2 separate regions of the Homo sapiens genome follow, and region 2 is linked to region 1. Evidence: chromatin loops called from intact Hi-C (ENCODE). Cell type or tissue: natural killer cell. All regions are shown on one strand.

The links. Peaks named below come from ENCODE experiments on the same cell type or tissue, not always from the same donor. Only the 100,000 strongest peaks of a DNase experiment are listed, where the experiment ranks them.
Region 2: it touches region 1 in a loop (1.9-fold over the local background); 11 of 110 quality-filtered maps call a loop at or near these places.

Annotation. Positions count from the first base shown.
Region 1 is chr22:20,213,842-20,216,341 of GRCh38, reverse strand. No RefSeq gene overlaps it. Among named protein-coding and RNA genes, the nearest start is that of LINC00896, 8.8 kb to the right of the region's middle. In natural killer cell, no CTCF peak of the experiment used is centred here; no DNase peak of the experiment used is centred here.
Region 2 is chr22:20,163,726-20,166,225 of GRCh38, reverse strand. No RefSeq gene overlaps it. Among named protein-coding and RNA genes, the nearest start is that of CCDC188, 14 kb to the right of the region's middle. In natural killer cell, no CTCF peak of the experiment used is centred here; no DNase peak of the experiment used is centred here.

The DNA.
Region 1 (2,500 bases):
AGGAAGCAGTTCCCAGAGGTATGGGTTCTGTCACTAGAGGGAGTGGCCTCCAGGGCTGCAAGCCTCCCCCAGGGCTGCAAGCTGATGGAGGAGCTCCCGGCCCAGAGGCCCAGACCCTGGCCTTCGAGGATGGCAGCCCTGTCCCCCAGTGAAGCAAGGTCTCAGGCCACCAGACCAGCTACTCATCTGCTGGGACGGTGACACAGGATGGGCAGAAGCCTAGAGGAGTGGAAAGGCATCATGTCCCACTTACTGCAGGAAACTGAGGCTCAGGGGTTGCAGGCTTAGGCCAAGGAGCAAGGACTTGCTGTGTCTGGCCTCAGTGGGGCCTGTGTGACCTCAAAGGGAACCCCTGAATTCTGAGAGCCCCCAGGGCAGGCGTTTTGGAAATGCTGCTCCCCCTAGCGTGGGGATGTGACTGAAGATGGATCTAAGGATGGGACATTGCATTGGGCCCTGGCAGGGCCCTTAGATGGACCACTCTCCTCCCCTCCCTCCCCCGCCGTGACCCCCCCATACAGTCACCCTGTGCAGGGGGAGCATGCCATCTTTGGCTTCACCTCCTTTCCTGCCTTTTCTCACCCACTTGTGGATGAAGAGTGAGGCCCACCCACATCACCTGGGTCCACCAAGTGGCAGGGTAGCTGCCAGCTAATGGGACCCTCGGTGACAGGAGGAGCATCTGCCCAGGCAGGGGAGGGTCATAAGAGATCAGGAGCTCTCGCAGGAGTTATCACAGGCAGAGACCACAACATTAGCAAAGGCCTGGAGGCTGGACCCAGTGCAGCACCAGGTTCTGGACCTGGAGCAGCCTCCTGAGCCTGAAGGGTCAGGTCGGGGCCCAGGGAGGAGCGGCTGCCAGAGAGAAACTGAGGCAGAGAGGGCAAAACAGCCTCGGGTCACACGGCTGCTCTGTGGAGGGGTGGGATTTGCACCCAGCTCCCCTGAGGCCTGGTTCCACAGCTGTCAGTGGACTCTCAGGGAGACCTAGACCCAGCACTGCACCCTCAGGCCCCAGCCCCGTGTAGTGCTTCTGCAACCACCTCACCTGTGTAAGATCTCAGGGATCCTGCTGGGGCCACCGCCACACTCCTCCTGTCTCAAGAATCAAAGATCGAGGCAATCCTGATTCCAGCTGATGGGATGCCACCTCAGGCCTCCAGCCTTGCGCCCAGGGCCTGGGCCCCACATGCCTCAGTTTACTCTCTCCTTCTTGTCTGGAGTCTGTGGACACGCCCTGGTGGCCAGCCTGCTGGGTAGGGTGGAGGCAGGTCCACCATCCACCTGCCTCATCAGGGGCCAGGACCCACCACCCGCCTTGCCCTTGAATCCCACCCTCCCACTTCCTATGGGCTGCCATGCTGGCAGTGACCTCCCCCAGGACTGCGATGCCCTCCAGCACTAATAATGTGATGCACCAGACAGCACCTATTCCCTGAAGACGCGGGGCCATGACTGTAGGTGAAATGGAATCCTTCCCCTGCCTCCTATGAGTTGTGCCCTTTTCTTTGAAAATTGCCTTGCGTGTGACTTGCCGCCCTTTCTGCCTTTCCTCCAAGTCTCGGGAGCAGGGCCGAGTCCACACTGGTTTACGAGACCTCGAGGAGCTGTTCTGTGCCCTGGGTAGCAAATGTTTCTTTCTAAGAAAATCTTTCTAACAGTCCTCGAGGCACTTCAATGCTTCAGCATCCTGGGAGACCAGCCCCAAGCAAGGTGGGGAAGTGACAGAGGACACCGTGCCCCTGTGCCCAATGCCACCCAAGTCTGCAGGTGACACAAATCCACAGCACAGAGTCAGAGCACGGGGGGTGACGGCAGAGCCGCCAGGCAGCTGTGCCCCATGCTGGCGTGGGGCTATGGGCAGTCACCTTGGTCGGTCCTCAGCAGCCCCGTGACAGGGACCTGCAGGCGGGAATCTGAGCGGTGGAAGGAGCAGTGTGGGGCTCAAACCCACCTGGGCTAAGAGAGGACACCCCGCCCCCATGGGAGGGTCCCACAGGCAAAGCTCCTGTTCCAGAACCACAGGCCCATCCCACCCAAAGTCGGGAGGTGCTCCAGGTCTCTGGGGAGGGGGTGCCAGGAGAACCAGGCAGAGGTTCGGATTCCGCCAGGGACCAGTGCCTGCCCCGAAGACCCCCCTCATGGTTCCTGCCTGCCCCAGGCTAGAGCTGGCTCCCTGAGTGACAGCAATTAGGACCACGGCTGGCAGAGCAGCCCACACCCCCAAAGCACCTGACGTGGCAGCAGCTCCCTGGGGGCCGTCGCGCTCCGGCTGTGGCTGAGGCGCTTGGAATCGGTTTCTTTCTGCTGTAAAAATGGAAACATCCCCTATGTGAGAAACAAGCTGGCGAGGAGAACGCTGCTGCCAAATCACACCCGCGGTGGGGCGCATGGCGGCCGGGGGCCCCCAGGCCTGCCAGGCAAGAAGGGCTTCGTGCACGGGGGTGGGGAGCCAGGAACCTGGGGGTGCAGGGGCGAGGTGCAGACCCCCCCAGCCAGA
Region 2 (2,500 bases), 50 kb after region 1:
TGCATGTGCGTGCAGGGTCCTCACCCCGTGTGTGTTGGGGAGGTGGTCCTCACACTCCATACGTGCCACCAGGACACAGTGGGCCCGGGGGGCCAGTCTCAGCCCAGTCGACATGGCCACCCCCAGCACTAAGGTGCCCTCGCTGTGCAGGGCATCAGCAACTTTGATGGGTTTTCATTTAACATTCTCTTTATCACAATTACTTTGAAAACTATTCAGTGCAGTTATTAATCATTGAGTAATTATTATCTGCTCTTATATTAATTATCTGGCCATCGGGAATGTTACCAAGATTTAAAATTTTTAATTGTTAATAATATTTCCTGGACGTGGCAGAGGTTTCCTGCATCTCCACACATTCCCTCCCTGCTCTCGGTGAGGCTGGCTGTGGCTCCCCTGTTGTGGGGAGCGCCCACTCTCGCTGGCACCGCCTGCAGGTTGCCCCCATCAGTTCATCCTGGGCCCTGAGCAGGGCTCTGGGCAGGCCTAGGTGACTGAACCCTCCCTCTAGCTGCCCCCACTGAGCCCTGGGGTGCCCATGCTCACGAGCCCTGTGGCCGATGCAGGTCCTCAGTGGCCCCCAGGATGGGGCCGCCCTGGCACCGAGGCCTGCCGGGATTGCAGTGGGAGGCTGTGAAGCCCCTGCCACTTGAGAGGTGGCATCAGTGGCCTGCTGTGCTAGGTCAGCCCCAGCTGCAGATCCCAGGCTGCTGCGCTCCCACAGGGCCCCCGCCCAGCCCCGCAGCGGTCTCTAGTGTCCTCATCAGCTCTGTGACCAGCAGCCTCAGGGAGCCACAGGAGACAGGAGACCCTCCACTGGGTGCACACAGACAGGCCTGGAGAGGACAGGATGGGCCACATGGACGGCTGGCTGGGGCTGCGGAGCCCAGGGGTGGTGCCGCAGGCACTGGGAGGTGGCGTTATGTGACCACGGCAGCCTAAGACCACCACTGTGGGCCCAAGCTCGCAGCTCGCTTCCCACTATTCTCAGCAAGAGGACACAGGCTACCCCTTGAGGCCAGCCCACAGCTCTCTTACCAGGCAGCACCTTACCGCCCCTCACTGTGTCCTGTCGCTCTGCTCTTGTGGCCTGCTGTGCAGCAGGCACCACGTCACCCGTTCATAGATGAGCAAGCCAAGGCTCGGGGCAGGAGACCAGTGCAGCAGGCTCTCACCACCTCATGGGAGCAGGCTCTGCACACGGCATGCTCTCCAGCCCCTTTGGCTGAGTGCCCAGCCCCGACCCCAAGCTGCCCCGCTGGCTATCCAAGCACTGGGTGGAGTCCGGAGGGGAGAATGGTTAGGTGCCTCCTCTGGGTGGCCCTTCACTTTAGGGAGGCCAGGAGGCTGTGCTCCAACCTAAGTGGAGGTGGTTGTGGCTGCCCCTGCCCCTTCTCCTGCCCCTGCCCCTCCTCCCACCCCTGCCTGCTTCCTCTGCTCCAGCTCAGTCAAGAAGCGTGGGGAGCTGCTGAGACAGAAGGGGGCCGGGGAGAATGCCCACGGCATGAAGTCCTCGAGACCTCCCTGAGCCTCCCCCTCCCCACTCCACAATGCACACCCCATAAAGACCTTTGTCAGGCATCCCCTCCAATGCAATCAGACCAGCGTGGAGCCTCCTGTGCCTGAGGAACTAGTCCCAAGCAATGGCAGCCCTCAAACCCACTGTGGGCTTGTCAGCATGGTGCTGTGACAGTGCTGATGACAGTAGTGAGGATGGGCTCAGTCACAGCGACCATAGTGATGGAGGTGTGGTGATGGTGATGGTGATGGTGATGGTGATGGTGATGGTAACGATGGTGATGGTGGTGGTGATAGTGATGGTGATGGTGGTGGTGGTGGTGATGGTGATGGTGATGGTAACGATGGTGATGGTGGTGGTGATAGTGATGGTGATGGTGGTGGTGGTGATGGTGGTGGTGGTGGTAGTGATGGTGATGGTGGTGGTTCTGATGATGGTGGTGGTGATGGTGGTTGTGGTGGTGATGGTGGTAGTGATGGTGGTGGTGCTGGTGGTGGTGGTGGTAGTGATGGTGGTGGTGGTGGTGATGGTGGTGGTGGTGGTAGTGGTGGTAGTGATGGTGGTGGTGGTGGTAGTGATGGTGGTGGTGGTGGCAGTGGTAGTGATGGTGGGGATAGTGATGGTGGTGATGGTGGTAGTGATGGTGGTGGTGGTAGTGATGGTGGTGGTGGTGGTAGTGATGGTGGTGGTGGTGGTGGTGGTAGTGATGGTGATGGTGGTGGTGGTGGTGGTAGTGATGGTGATGGTGGTGGTGGTGGTAGTGATGGCAGTGGTGGTGGTGGAAGTGATGGTGATGGTGGTGGTGGTAGTGATGGTGGTGGTGGTGGTGGTAGTGATGGTGGTGGTGGTGGTGATGGTGGTAGTGGTGGGGTGGTGGTAGTGATGGTGATGGTGGTGGTGGTGGTAGTGATGGCAGTGGTGGTGGTGGAAGTGATGGTGATGGTGGTGGTGGTAGTGATGGTGGTGGTGGTGGTGGTAGTG